Regions from separate parts of the Homo sapiens genome. Here region 2 is linked to region 1. Evidence: chromatin loops called from intact Hi-C (ENCODE). Cell type or tissue: A673. All regions are shown on one strand.

Evidence for each region. Peaks named below come from ENCODE experiments on the same cell type or tissue, not always from the same donor. Only the 100,000 strongest peaks of a DNase experiment are listed, where the experiment ranks them.
Region 2: it touches region 1 in a loop (8-fold over the local background); 6 of 110 quality-filtered maps call a loop at or near these places.

The regions. Positions count from the first base shown.
Region 1 is chr3:85,798,640-85,806,639 of GRCh38, forward strand. It overlaps CADM2 (cell adhesion molecule 2), which reads left to right. Exons shown (of 10, transcript NM_001167675.2): 3 at 3,408-3,557. It overlaps CADM2-AS2 (CADM2 antisense RNA 2), which reads right to left. Exons shown (of 4, transcript NR_046752.1): 2 at 6,815-6,946; 3 at 2,164-2,312; 4 at 1,348-1,784. Among named protein-coding and RNA genes, the nearest start is that of CADM2-AS2, 25 kb to the right of the region's middle. In A673, a CTCF peak has its summit at 3,533 (motif pointing left); no DNase peak of the experiment used is centred here.
Region 2 is chr3:85,573,061-85,581,060 of GRCh38, forward strand. The region is part of intron 1 of CADM2 (cell adhesion molecule 2); the gene reads left to right. Among named protein-coding and RNA genes, the nearest start is that of MIR5688, 190 kb to the left of the region's middle. RefSeq lists an enhancer at 3,028-3,604. In A673, a CTCF peak has its summit at 3,221 (motif pointing left); DNase peaks (open chromatin) are centred at 3,231 and 4,931; H3K27ac peaks cover 2,874 bases.

The DNA of each region.
Region 1 (8,000 bases):
GTGCCAGTACCATGCTGTTTTGGTTACTGCAGCCTTGTGATATAGTTTTAAGTCAGTTAGTGTGATGCCTCCAGCTTTGTTCTTTTTGCTTAGGATTGTCTTGGCCATATGGGCTCTTTTTTGGTTCCATATGAAATTTAAAGTAGTTTTTTTTCTAATTCTGTGAAGCAAGTCAATGGTAGCTTGATGGGGATGGCATTGAATCTATAAATTACTTTGGAAATTATGGCCATTTTCACAATATTGATTCTTCCTATCCATGAGCATAGAATGTTTTTCCATTTGTTTTTGTCCCCTCTTATTTTTTTGAGCAGTGGTTTGTAGTTCTCTTTGAAGAGGTCCTTCACATCCCTTGTAAGTTGTATTTCTAGGTGTTTTATTCTCTTTGTAGCAATTGTGAATGGGAGTTTGCTCATTATTTGGCTCTCTGTTTGTCTGTTATTGTGTGTAGGAATGCCTGTGATTTTTGCACATTGATTTTGTATCCTGAGACTTTGTTGAAGTTGCTTATCAGCTTAAGGAGTTTTTGGGCTTAGACGATGGGGTGTTCTAAATATACAATCATGTCATCTGCAAACAGAGATAATTTGACTTCCTCTCTTCCTATTTGAATACCCTTTATTTCTTTCTCTCGCCTGATTGTTCTGGCTAGAATTTCCAATACTATGTTGAATAGGAGTGGTGAGAGAGGGCATCCTTGTCTTGTGCCAGTTTTCAAAGGGAATGCTTCCAGCTTTTGCCCATTCATTATGATATTGGCTGTGGGTTTGCCATAAGTAGCTCTTATTATTTTGAAATATGTTCCATCAATACCTAGTTTATTGAGTGTTTTTAGCATGAAGGGGTGTTGAATTTCGTCAAAGGCCTTTTCTTTATCTATTGAGATAATCATGTGGTTTTTGTCATTGGTTCTGTTTATGTGATGGATTACATTTATTGATTTGAGTATGTTGAACCAGACTTGCATCCCCAGGATGAAATGACTTGATCGTGGTGGATAAGGTTTTTAATGTGCTGCTGGATTTTGCTGGTGGTTCACTCCAGACCCTGTTTGCCTGGGTATTACCAGCGGAGGCTGCAGAACAGCAAAGATTGCTGCCTGCTCCTTCCTGTAGAAGCTTCATCCCAGAGTGGCACCTGCCAGATGCCAGCTGGAGCTCTCCTGTATGAGGTGTCTGTCAACCACTGCTGGGAGGTGTCTCCACCTCAGGAGGCATGGGTATCAGGGACCCACTTGAGGAGGCAATCTGTCCCTTAGCAGAGTTCGAGCATTGTGCTGGAAGATCAGCTGCTATCTTCAGAGCTAGCAGGCAGGAACATTTAAGTCTGTTGAAGCTGCACCCACAGCCGTCCCTTTCCCCAAGGGCTCTGTCTCAGGAAGATGGAAGTTTCATCTATAAGCCCCTGACTACGGCTGCTGCCTTTCTTTTAGGGATGCCCTGCTCAGAGAGGAGGAATCTAGAGAGGCAGTGTGGAAACAGAGGATTTTTGTCGCTGCAGTGGGCTCCACCTAGTCTGAACTTCCTGGAGGCTTTGTTTACATTGTGAGGGGCAAACTGCCTACTCAAGCCTCAGTAATAGCAGACACCCCTCCCTCTACGAAGCTCGAGTATCCCAGGTTGACTTCAGACTGCTCTGCTGGCAGCAAGAATTTCAAGCCAGTGGATTTTAGCTTGCTGGGCTCCATGGTGGTGGGATCCACTGAGAAGACCTCTTGGCTCCCTGGCTTCAGCCGTCTTTCCATTGGAGTGAACAGTTCTGTCTTGCTGGAGTTCCAGGCACTACTGGGATACCAAAAACAAACAAACAAACAAACAAACAAAACTCCTGCAGCTAGCTCAGTGTCTGCCCAAATGGCTGCCCAGTTTTGTGCTTGAGACTTAGGGCCCTTGTGGTATAGGCACCCGAGGTAATCTCCTGGTCTGTGGGTTGCAAAGACCATGGGAAAAGCATAGTATCTGGGCCAGATAGCACCATCCCTTACAGCACAGGACCTCATGGCTTCTCTTATTTAGGGGAGGGAGTTCCCTGACCCCTTGCACTTCCTGGGTGAAGTGACACACCACCCTACTTCTGCTCGCCCTCCATGGGCTGCACCCACTGTCTAACCAGTCCCATTGAGATGAACTGGGTACCTCTGTTGGAAATGCAGAAATCACCCACCTTCTGCCTTGGTCTCACTGGGAGCTGCAGACTGGAGCTGTTCCTATTTGGCCATCTGGCCGGGGAATCCCTGGTAATAAGATTCTTACGCCAATAGTTCCAGCATAACCTCAAGTGGTGCTTGTAGTAATTATTGAATCATTACAAAACTAAAGAAGAAAAGGAAATATATTTCATGGATGTGATTAAGTCATTATAGTGTTCTTGCATATGTAAATTATCCTTGACTTAATGAACTCCCTTGCTTACATAATAATATTTTAACCTGGTTCTAGAAAGTCATTCTTACCCATGTTAATCATGGTTATCAGACTTAGCAGAGTTTATCTTCAGATCATCTTGCTGAAGAGAAATTTATGTATTATGTATCCGTGTGCATAAATTTTGATTAAACTATTAGAAGTGCACTTATTAAGTAAATTTATTACATGAATTACTTTAACAAATTAGTAAAATGCTTAAGAAGAGCAAAACCTTGATTACATACTGATGATATCCAAATTAACAAGGGTCATTTAAAAATATGTATTTTTCTGATTATAAAAGAAATATGTATTACTTGGAGAAAATCGAGAAACTACAGAAAGGAACAAAGAAGAGTATTAACCTATATCACCTAGGATTAATAATTTAGAGTTTGAATGGATATTCTACACTTTTTAAAGAGTACTCCCACTGTTTTACACAATACATTTTGTATTTCTAAAAAGAGCTAAATCTACAAGAAAACCTAGTTAAGTGGGATTCATTTTTTATTTCCTTTATCAGAAATTGAATCTAAAGTTTGAGTATCCATATTTCAAAAACTTTATTCAGGATTATAAAAGCTACCAGGGAAATATTTTATGTTTCCTCTACTGCTTTAGAGAGTTCAACTCATCCAAAATTATTTCAGTGCTTTATCTTCAACAATGACCAAGTTTAGTACCGTATTAACTAATGCAAAGCCTAGGGAAAGTAATAAATATAATATTACTATTTGAATATAAATCTTTATGTATGCCTAGGACAAAAAAAGTTTCCTAGAACATGTAGGGAGTACAAAGGAGTCTTAATTATATGTCAATGCTGTTGTTCTCTGAGGATTTTCAATTATTTTTCTGTCTTTTGTAATATACAGTTTTGTCGTTGTTTGGTTGTTTTAAATTTTATTTTGCATGAGAAGTTAAGGCCAGTGTAGATCTTAGGCAGTTAATCATTTTATGACTTTCATTTAATCAACATTTTCTTTAATCCCCTTTTAGGCAGCCAAGGGCAGTTTCCACTAACACAGAATGTAACCGTTGTTGAAGGTGGAACTGCAATTTTGACCTGCAGGGTTGATCAAAATGATAACACCTCCCTCCAGTGGTCAAATCCAGCTCAACAGACTCTGTACTTTGACGACAAGAAAGGTGAATACATTTTCTTTCAAATGTTTTAATCGTATTCTAAAATATCCTAATTACAATAAATTTATTTTTCTGAGATGATTCAAACTATTCCTTTTGATTACCAAACTGCTGCTGCTTGTATTTAAACATGTTAAATATTAAATACTTTAGTTTGCAAGTCATAAACACCAAAGATAACCTATGTCAACTTTTTAATAAAATAAACACTCATAATTCTGTTTCGAAAATAGTTTTATGCCTTCTCTTAACAACCATTTCCTGTCTAGGTACCATATTTTCTCACTCTTGTAGCTATGTTGTGTATAGTTTGAGTTTTTTTCTTTCTCCTGATAATATAATATGATTTTTATGGAAATTAGGTTTATATATTTGGAAGATGCAATATGATTTTGAAAAGTTTAATGATTTTATTTTCATGACTTTGCTCCGAAACTAAGAATTGTAAAAATGATTCACAGAATGTTGAAGTATTTCATGTTTCCAAAATAAACTGAAATTAAGTAAGAAGCTGTAGTTTTTAAAGTTGAATTGGACTTCATTAACTAATTTCAACTTCTTACTGGATAATAGATTTTGATTAAACATTCCAGAGAAAAAAGGAAATTCATCTTACGTAATCCAAGCAAACAACTAAAAATGCACACAAATGTCTAAGCTTTCATCCATTATTAGATGAAAAAGTGAATCCATAACTGTAATGAAAATATGAGACTGTTGCTTAAGATACATGTATATTATATAGGATATAAATAACTATTTATATATTAGCTATTCTTATTCTTAAAATTAACTATTAGTCTTAATATATTTTTTAATGAATCTGTATAGGTAATTGTAAGATAACTTCAAATCAGCTCCATTTAAACAATTAAAATATCACATACAGTCTAATAAATGTGCTCAGTCCACCTTTAATATGTATTCATTATATTTTGTTCATTGTTACAATTTTTCTTCTTTGATGTCCTCTAGATTTAAAATGAAATCTTTAGTTTGTTTTAAATATTAAATATATAATGAAGGAGTGATGAAGCATCTAATTCATTTATTTGATAAATATTTATTGAGAGTCCCTTTGTACCAGGCATTAAAATTAGGGAGCAGGAAGTTCATAGTGTCTGCCTTTTTAGGGAATACAGTGTAGTGGAGGAGACAGACAATAAAGAAACATGCAAATGAAATACATTATATCATACATTAAAAGGGGACAAGTGCTATGCAGAAGAATGAACCAGGGATAAAGGAACTGTTAGGGGCCTCCAGGGAGACAAAATGAAGAAACAGACAGATAGATAGATAGATAAATAGATAGATAGATAGATAGATAGATAGATAGATCAATTGATCGATATTTATTTTAATAAATTGGCTCAAGTAATTTTGGGGTCTGGCAAGTTTGAAAAATGCAGGGCAGGCTGGTAGGCTGGAGACCCAAAGAGATTCTGTTGCAGCTCATGTCCAGAGGCAGTGTCAGGGAGAATTTCTTCTTCCTTAGGGTACTTAGAGGACTTCAGACTTTCTCATAAGGCCTTCCACTGATTGAGTGTCTCCTGTCCACATTATGGAGAATAATCTGCTTTACTCAAAGTCTACTATTTTAAATGTTAAACTCATCTAAAAAAATACCTTCACAGAAACATCTAGATGATTGTTTAACCAAACATCTGGGAACAGTGGCCCAGTCATATTGACATTTAATATAAAATTATTGACATATTGACAGTTAATATAAAATTTACTGTCATGGACAGTTAATACCTAATACTCAAGTAGAACTTTATTATTTAGAAAGAGATTTAATTTGCAGTTTCAGTTTTCTTTCCAACAAATGAAGTTCTACTAGTTAAAAAAATTAAATGCATACACAAAGTCACTCATAGAGATTAAACAATCTCTTTTTGCTTTTCGTATTAATTGGTTACAAATATTAGTAAATAAATATTTAAAGTGTATGCTCAAATATAAGGTGGTGCCAATTTTAAGGACATGTCTCATTTGCTTGAAACTATGATGCAAAAGAAAATGTTCTGGAAAAAAATAGACTTCTGGAAATGTTCATTACGAAACTAAATATATTATTATATTAGTTAATTTGTCAACTTGGTTATACATACATATTTAAAGTAATATGGAAAAATATTAATTTATAAATACTACTTTTTTCCATCCCTGTGTTTAATGAAGCAATCTTGCTTATTAGCAGTTTTTGAAAGTGTAGCACACTATCAACAACAAATTTGTCCCAAGCAGCAACTATAAACTTTTATAACATTAGAACATTTTTTGTTGTTGTTCATTCATCCCACAGGTGTATAATGACAATCTCCACTTTATAACAACACTTGTACTGCTTTTTAAGGAGATTTTTAAGAGTCATGTTTACAGTGACATCTCCAATCGTGAGGTCAAATCCTCAGGCACAAAGACAAAATCTATATGAAATGCCCTTGCCTCCACTTTTAGTGATTCTATAAGTTATCCTCTAAAAAACATCTAAAACTAGAAAACTAGAATTGATTTGGGATATTTCAAGCTAATGTATCTTTCCTGGAGAAAACAGAGAGCAACTTGCCATAAAAGATTTGCAAAGACTTGAATATAAGGCAGCCTCCTTTTTTCTGAGGGATAATTATGAGGAGAAAAAAAGTCATGCCATATTTGGGAAATATGGTAATATATTCCTGCATCTTTACACTGCCTTGAAATAATAAATACACCAGTTCTATGAATTGTTGAAGTATGCACTTTTTTTTTGGTTTTGTTTTGGGACAGGGTCTCATTTTGTTGCTCAGGGAGTTCAGTGGCACGATCTTGGCTCACTGCATCCTCCGCTTCCTCGGCTCCAGCAATTCTCCTGCCTCAGCCTCCTGATTAGCTGGGAGTACAGGCATGTGCCACCATGCCCAGCTAATTTTTTTTGTATTTTTTGTGTAGACTGGGTTTCACCATGTTATCCAGGCTAGGCTGCAACTCCTGAGCTCAAGCAATCCTCCTGCCTTGGCCTCTCAAAGTTCTGGGATTACAGGCATGAGCCACCGTGCCGGGCCAGGACTGACTTTACTTAATTTTCCGTTCCCAGATGCTGTAATAGCTTAGTTAGATTGGAGAAAAGCCTATGTATGTGTTTGTGTTTGTAGTATGATAGGTTTCTGTTTTTGATACTATGCTTTTTCTAACTCTATTGTGGTTCTAAACGTCAGTTGCAGTAAAACAACAGAGAGCATTGAAGAAAGAAATCCTTTGGCAATCTAACATACCTATTCCCTCATATGTCAGTGCTTCAATTTCCTTCTTCTTTTTTTTTCTTTTCTCGTCCTCACTATCTGTTCCCAAGAGTGGTTCAATTTCTATGTGATATCTTAGTTGAAGGGATTCTTGGACAGTAATACCTATCAAATGCAAGAGTTTGAAATTGAAAGCATTTTAAAAGATTCCATATTACAATTTTCCACACATCATCTTTTAATCTGCAATTACCTAACTCTCACCAATTTTAAGGCTTGTCTTGAGCAAGCAAGCATTCCAAGTTGTACCAGAGCCTAAGTGAAGAAGGTGAGCATGAGTTAGACTAGAGTAACGCATACTTGTTTTACTAGTGAAGACTGCACATGAGAGCAAGAGAGAAAAGGGAAGGAATGGGTTGTCTGTGTCATTGATTATACCATCTCCTGCAGGTGGCTGCTACTGTTAAAGCTTCATCTATAGCCTCACTCTTCTTTCTGTCTCAGATTGTGCTTCCAGTGGTTCTTAGCCGTAGCTACACAGTAAAATCACTTAGGGGATTTTCAAACACAGTCTTCCAGCGGTATGCAGTATCAGAATATTTTAATTATATCTCAAATGATTAGAAAATGCAGCTGTGATTGAGACACTTGGGTTTAGGCAAGTCAACTCTCTGAAGAGTTCTGCATCCCTGAGCTTGGATTTCTGTATTGATAAATGTTACTGAGCATGGAAGGAAGAAAAGAAGCGAGGGAGGGAGGGAGGGAGGGAGGAAGGAAGGAAGGAAAGAAGGAAGGAAGGAAGGAAGGATTTCTGTATTGATAAATGTTACTGAGCATGGAAGGAAGAAAAGAATGGAAGGGAGGGAGGGAGGAAGGACAAACTGCTCAGAAAAAGAACAAGTGCTGATCACTGCCTCACAACCATTACTACTGCTACTATGAGCTCCGAGAGGCATCCCGTAGCATTTCATGCTACCTGGAGGTGTAAGTTTCCAAGGGTCCTGGCTATGAACGAGAAATTCAGGATGGCAGCCCACATGTCATGTTAGAGTTGGAAAAGCCTTGTTTACATGAATTTATTAACTGAATAAAAACATGCTGTGAGTGGTCAGTTGAATCAAGTAAAGGAGAATTAGGCTGAACCCCCTTTCCTAGGGGTCTCTGTCAGTGACTTTAAATGTGAATATTCATGTAATCCTAGCCACTTGGGAGGCTGAGG
Region 2 (8,000 bases), 230 kb before region 1:
TATTGTTATAAATGGGAAAGTTAGGGTATTTCGACAAAAATAGCTTATTTCAACATCTACATGACAATCTCAATGTAATATATAAAAACGTGCTTATTTTATTTATTTATTTATTTATTTATTTATTTATTTATTTATTTATTTATTTACTGAGGCAAGGTCTCGCCTGTTGCCCAGGCTGGAGTGCAGTGGTGTGATCTTGGCTCACTACAATCTCTGCTTCCCGGGTTCAAGTGATTCTCATGCCTCAGCCTCCCAAGAAGTTAGGATTACTGGTGCATGCCACCAGGCTCAGCTAAGTTTTGTATTTTTAGAGGAGACGGGTTTCACCATGCTGGCCAGGCTGGTCTCAAACTTCTGATCTCAGGTGACCCACCGCCTTGACCTCCCAAAGTGCTGGCATTATAGGGGCATTATAGGTGTGAGCCACCGCTCCCAGCCTATATATAAAAGTGTGTGCTTCTAATGGCTATATTTCTATTAACTACTATCAGTGTAACATTGTAAAAGGCACTGAATTAAAACCTCTTGGAATTCTAATCCTGGTTATGATCTTGCATGAATATGTAATCTCAGGATGATAACTTTTCTTGTACAAATTATTGTCCATAAAGTGAAGTGTTTGTGCAATGTCCATCTCTCAGGTATCTATGATCAAATTGTGACATTCACAGTGGCTTGTTGAAAGCTTACAAGTTTACGTGATCTTATTCCCTGCTTTACTATTTTCAAAATCTCTGTGACTACTAATGTCTAATCACTTTAATTAACTAGTCCTTATGACATGTCTGCCCACAGAGACCAATCCTCACCATCCTCACCACATCACCAATACGGATTGAGAGTCTATTGTAGTAATCTACATATGCAACATGTGAAGCATGTTTGAAATTTCAGCTTCTGCTTACCCAGCTGTCCACGATACTGACTGGTTATTTCAGATTATGTCCAATGTATCCATGAGACATTTCATCTGTCTCTCTATGCCTCCTTCCTCCTCATCACTTTACCTAGTACCCTTAGCTATGTGGGATCAGACTTTGTTAGGTTGAAGGGTTAACATTTAAGCAAACACCATATTTCTAGTCCTCAGTCTGGGCAAGTTTTTAGGCCTAGACATTTCCTGTGCTTCTTACCAGTGATGACTGGAATTTGGATCTTGAAGCTCACTGCTCTCACTCCATGGCTAATCATAAACAAAGGATGGATTTGCTTTAGCAACATAGGTTATCTCTATGTCTAATTAGTGCATCCTTGGCTGGGGTTCTGCTAAGGTAGCAAAAAATTGGCTTCCAGCTTTGTGCTGCTAATGAGGATTTTAGTTTGCAAGTATGCTTTGCCTGTAGCAACTTGGTGTGTTCTCTTCATTTTCGGTCCACTTACTGTCAGTCCACTACAGTGTTCCAATTCTGTAAAATGATACATAGGCCCAAGAATGTCTTCCTGTTATGTCTCTAGGGCAAAAAGTGTTCCCTGGCTGAATCATGTAAGGTCCCTCAATCTGTTCAGCTTTCCCTGGTATTACTAACCTTCAAAGACTTAGTTGTTTCATCTCTTTTAGAAGTATAGAAATGTTCAAATGAACCGAAGTAAAACAAAAATTCCAACTCTGTAAAATGTACAATAGAAAATATATACCCAGTGTAAAATCCTCTACTGCATGATATGTTTCTTTAGCTATACATCTAGAGTACATATCTCTTATTTTTCAAATTAGAGGACTCTATCAGTGCGTTGAGAAATTTCTCCTCTACCTCAGTCTAGGGGGTTCTCATAAAATTGTCAGTAGAGCACTTTAGCAAACTCTCTGGTCACAGCAGGAGGCACCTGGTTGTGACCTAGCTAATCCCAGAACCCCATCCCTTTCTCCAAAAAGACCCATTACTCAAGCTGATTACCCTTATTGAGAGTAGATAGACTATAGGAGAGTGAGTCACCTTTTTCTTTTTAAAATTGCCCTCTTTAAAAATATTTAGGCATGTAATAGTTAGTGGCCCCTCCTTCCCCATCAGTGCAAGCCTGAGAAAGAAATTAAGATGGTGACTAGTAGAGAGAGATGAGTCTGAATTAGCTACCATATCAATGAGACTACTCTTATAATTTTCATTTATGTGTATCCGTAAGTTCCTTTTTTGCTTACTCTATTTTCAATTAGAATCTTCAATGAAAATGCATGAACTTACCAAAAATATACTCTTTAAAATGATTGGGCTGGGCGCAGTGGCTCACGCCTGTAATCCCAGCACTTTGGTAGGCCAAGGTGGGTGGATCACAAGGTCAGGAGATCCAGACCATCCTAGCTAACATGGTGAAACCCCATCTCTACTAAAAATACAAAAGATTAGCCTTGCGTGGTGGCGGGCATCTGTACTCCCAGCTACACGGGAAGCTGAGGCAGGAGAATGGCGTGAACCCTGGAGGCGAAGCTTGCAGTGAGCCGAGATGGCACCACTGCACTCCAGCCTGGGCGACAGAGCGAGACTCCGTCTCAAAAACAAAACATAAAAAATAAAATAAAATAAAATAAATGATTGAAATAGTAGCTTGTTATCTAACAGTATGCTAAATTTTTATGTAAAATAAAGAAGATAGGATTATAGAACATGGCTTAATGATTATATGTGAAGACTAGGTTCTTTCACAAAAAGTATGTTTTGAGATGACACTTGCATGATAGTATGATGTCAAACTGTTGGGTGGGAAAAAGGAAGGGGAACTGTGTATAGGAATATATTACAGATAGATTTTAAAAGAGCATGCAAAAATATGTAAAAATAAGAATTTTCAGGAAACTGCAAATTATTCAGCATAGAATGAGTATGTACTGAAGATGACACCTACGTGTAGACAGAAGTGAAAATACTAAGCGCTCAAGACTTCTCTAACCTTTTTGAACCTCAGTGCCCTCATTCATAACAGAGGTAATAATAGTATTTTTCCTAGAGGGTTTTGTGAATTTTAGCACAATCCATGGAAACTGTCTAGCCAAAAGTTCACTCCATAAATGATTTTGCATTTCTATATAGTGAATCATGTGACACCTCTTAGTATAACTACCAGATTGTCAACTTTGTTTTAACATAATTTATTTATTATAAAAATTAGTTATGTAAACATTAAATTTATGTCTTCAATAAAAAGTTATTTTCTTAGAGAAAATCATCTCTGCTTTAGAAGCAGTTGCCTTGCCTGAAAGAGGTAGGCAAGGCTGCCATCTAGTGGCAGTACCTTAGAACTGCGGACATATGGTCCTCAAAGCTGAGAAAGCATTCAAATTCAAATCACACAAAGTGATCTCATTTGAGAACAAAGAACATCCGACGATTGCTGGATACATCAAATTTGTATTCCTGCTGTGCATTTTATGACAAAATCCTGAATCTGACAATTTAAAAAAAATGAGTTTAAAGCAGTGCTTCCCAAAGTCACCTTAAAAATGTTGAGATTCCATGACAATGTTTACACACACATATGGAGGCACAAACATACTCATACACAAATATTAGTATAAAGTAACTAGATTTTCTCTCTTGGAAGTGTTGTTTCCTTTTATAAAATCATAGCGATAGTGCATTCTGACTCTTTTTATTTATTCATTTGGAGTTAATGTTATAATTTTTCAAATTGCAGGGCCAGCAGTCGTATTTCAAATCTCAAATTTTTGACCAAAATTATACATTTCTCCCCTAACCAAAAGTTTGAGAAAATCTGGTTTGAAGGAGTCATCTACTCTTAAAACTATTACTACAGCTCTCCGATAACTATTAACCTAGACTATACCACCCTCCCTTTTATTCTCTATTCATGTGAATAATATCCCCTATTGTATTCTATAATAGTCTTCTATTGTTTACCCAGAGCCACCAAGAAGAGACAGCAACAAATAGAACACAAATGGGGACAAGATCTTATTGTTGGCTGACTAAAATGACCATTGTGACAAAATTCTCCTGGATGTCAAGTCCGGAAAAATATTTGTCACTACTAATGAACTGGCAAACCTTCTATATAGACAATGAAATCTATGTACCCCATCTGAGTCTTTATCCGTTGATTCTCTATTTTTTTTCTTACAAAGGGTTTTCCAGTTTACATTGTGCATTCACCATTCATAAATTACTTTCAACTTGAAGCTTCTTTCAGTTGCATTTAAGGATGCTATGATTTGAACGTGTCCCCCGGAGTTCATGTGTTGGAAGCTTAATCCCCAATATAACGGGGTTGAAAATGGGGCCTATAGGAGGAGATTGGGTTAGAAGGGCTCTACCCTCATGAATGAATGAATGCTGTTATCATGAGAGTGAGTTAGTTCTAGAGAGAGTAGGCTTATTATAAAAGCAAGTTAGGCCCTCTCCTGCCCCGTTGCTCTCTCGCACGTGCTCTCTTGCCCTTCCTCCTTCTGCCATGCAGCAAGAAGGCCTTCAGCAGATGCAGCCCCCTCAACCTTGGTCTCCTGAACTTTAAGACATAAGTTTATTTCATTCAAAAATCGCCCAGTCTGTGATATTTTGTTATAGAACACAAAACAGGCCAAGACAAAGGACATTTTTTTCTTATTTTCTATTATTAAAAACATGTATTTTAATATTTTGTTTTTTTCCAAACACCATCTTACCTATATTTCATGTTTTATTTTTAAAATTAAAAACATTTTAAATGCCTTAAATTTAGCATTGTAATCTGTGAACTCTATTTTTATTGTTGTTTTATTTTTTAACAAGTAAAGTTTTTAAATTGCCCTATAACTATTATTTTATAAACCTTTCTGTGTAACATCAGACAAATGGAGAACAAGTATAAGAAAACAATGTATATTCTGTTTAGAAAGCACATATTCTGCTCACTGTCCCAAAATCAGTCTTGTTTCACTAAAAAATTATCCTCTAACATTATAAGATTTTTATAATCTTACCTATTAATCTCTTTCCTTCCTTCCTTCCTTCCTTCCTTCCTTCCTTCCTTCCTTCCTTTCTTCCCCCCCTTTCTTTCTTATTTTATGTTGTTTATTTATTTTTATTTATTTTTATTTTTTGAGGCAGAGTTTCACTCTTTCACCCAGGCTGGAGAGTGGAGAGCAGTGGCGCGATCTCGGCTCACTGCAACCTCCACCTTCCGGTCATTTTCCTTTTAATAGGTGTCATGTGATGACAGGTAGGAAGTCTGCATTGTCAGATGCACTAATGATTATGTAGTAGTTTCAAAACAAAGCTAAAATTACTGAAGAGTGTGTTCTAAAATGAAAATCAGAAGACACACCACTCATCCTCAACTCTGAAGAAAGCAACAAATACATTGTTTGCAATATCATTTTGAGAGTAGGCGCTGGATTTTCTCTAACATAGGTTTTTATACTGATATGAGAGAGATGTTTTATAATGAGAGTTAAATGAGGTTAAAAACAGGGCAAAGGCCATACTTAAAAAAATAAATAGATCAAGACTTTAGAGTTCTTTTGTTTAACAGCCCTTCTGGAGGGTAAACTTTTATGCAGGTCAAGCACTTGAAACCATAATTTATTCGTCAGCATCACTTTCTCTAGCTATTCTTCATGAAACAGCATCATGATACTTTGCAAAGGAATGTGATTATACAACCTGATAGTACTTGTGTGCACTGATAAAGCAGGAAAAGATGATTGTATTCTTATTCTTTTGCATCTATGAATTTAAATTTCAATTAAATCAGATTAGATATTCTGTTCTATGTCATCTTTATTTAACATTAGTGGTGATTAGTTTCTAATTTCTGTTGCTATTGATATCAACTTTATACCCTCCCATCTGTGATTATAAAGTCGAGTCATTCACACACTCCCATTATATTTATTTGTATTTTAAATTGAAAAGGTGGAGAACTCTTAAAATTTAACAAAGTGTGAAATGTTTCAAATTAGCAGCCACGGTGTTGCAAGTATTAAAGCACAAACTGGGTTGTTGACGTCTTATAGCTGCTAAAAGTTTGAAGCTAATTTCAAATTGTGTTTTATCTTCTCCTTAAAAATAAATGAGTAAATAAATAAATAAAAGATTTTCTAGGTACCTCTGGATCCAGTGGTAATATCTAAGGAAACTAATTAGCAAGATATTTGTATAAGTAGATTTGAGCAAATAAATTTGAGTCATGAACTTAATTTATAATTTTTAAAACTCAATCCTCCAAAAATATACCATCCTACCTTCCTTCATTCTTCCTCATTTTGTTATTTTTCCTTGAATTTTATTGCAGGTGATTGAATCCCAGGTATCCATTTACTCTAGGACTCTTTCTTTATTCCTCATCCTTAGTTTCCCCAGACCCATTTGGTCTCACAATCACTGCCTAGTTTACGACCTAACCATTTCTCAGATGTGTGCATGCAACAGCATCCTAATGGGTCTTTGTGACCAGCAATTTCAACATGCACAAGGCTGCTATGCTGACTTGTCTAAAATGCAGATTTAGTCAGTTCCTTTCATGGCTCCCCATTGCTTAATGATAGAGTCAAGTTTGTTAACATGCAATGAAATAGCTGTTGATTTATTCTGAGTAATTACACTTACTTTTGATTTTCAGAATATAATGGTAAAATTCAGTTCTTAAATGTTACTAAAATTATTAAGGTAATATTAATAATATAAAAAGTAAGTGCCAGTGACCTAATGAAACATTTAAAATGATGAATGGCCTTGTGTAGAAAAAATATGGGCTCAATACAGGTCTCTAATTCATATAGATTTATATAGATATCTAATTTACATAGATATATAGATTCATATAAATATGTATATTGCATTTATATGTATACATATGTATTTATATGTTTGTGTGTATGTGCATCTGTGTGCATGTGTGTACACATTAATGTGTATATGTACATCCTGCAGAAAATGTATATGTTTACATACACATATGGGAAGAAGTCATGACACAGATTTCTTGTTCTATACATGCCTTAGAAATGCAAATAATTCCATTGTTTTTACTCAGCTAAATCATTGTCAATGGCTTTGACATCTACGTTTTGAGGATGGCAAGAAATCATTTACATAATCTCAGTTTACACCAATTATTTCAAATTAAGATCATTCAAATCATTTAAAACCAGGAAACTTCGAAATGTAAGTTATTTATTGACCCATTTAATCATTTCAGTTATTTACTACAATGCTATCAACCTAGAATTTAGTAGCAGTTTATCCCATTGCATATGCAGGAGGACAGTATCTTCAACAGAATGTATCAAATTGTCTAACATCATTCATGTTTAATATTTCTTTTGTTCCATTTAAGAAAAAAAAATAAGAAGAAGAAATAACCTTTCCGATGCATCTTAGTTTGTGAGAAACTGTGGGTGGTAGTTTAAAAGGTGGTTAGAAAATTATCCCCTAAAGACATTTTAGGTTAAACAACTTTCAGAATAAGATTAGAACTAACCCAACGGTATTGGAATGAAAGGGTGATGCGGGTGGTAAAGGTGGCTTGTGGCCAAAAACTAATTAGCATTGCATAAATTACTAATCAAATTTCCTTTTTCAAATATAGATATGATTTATTCCAGGGAGGGTCCTGGTATAATTGACCTAAATAATGACCTATTTTTTCTATCTTTCCTGGTATCAAATAAAAGTCTTCTGATAAATGGGAATTTGTCAAGTGAATTTCCTGATATTATTTCATTAACAAATTCATAATTTTGTTAAAACTACAATGCAGAATGAATCCTATTACAAAAACCTTGCAAAATACTGTCAAATTTTATATTATAATAATCTTTCATTTGTATATTTCACTTGTGATAATTAAGTTAATACATGTAAAACAGTTTAGAACAGAATTTGTTAAATGCTAAATGCTTAGAATATGTTAGCTGTTATTTTTACTATTATATGTAGATTCATTCCAGTACACAAAGATCTTGATTTCTATATACACACATTTAAAATGGAGAAGTATATTTGAAGTCTAGTATGACGTTTGGTTTTTTGTTTTTACTTGTTGAGACTATTGAGCATAAATTATCA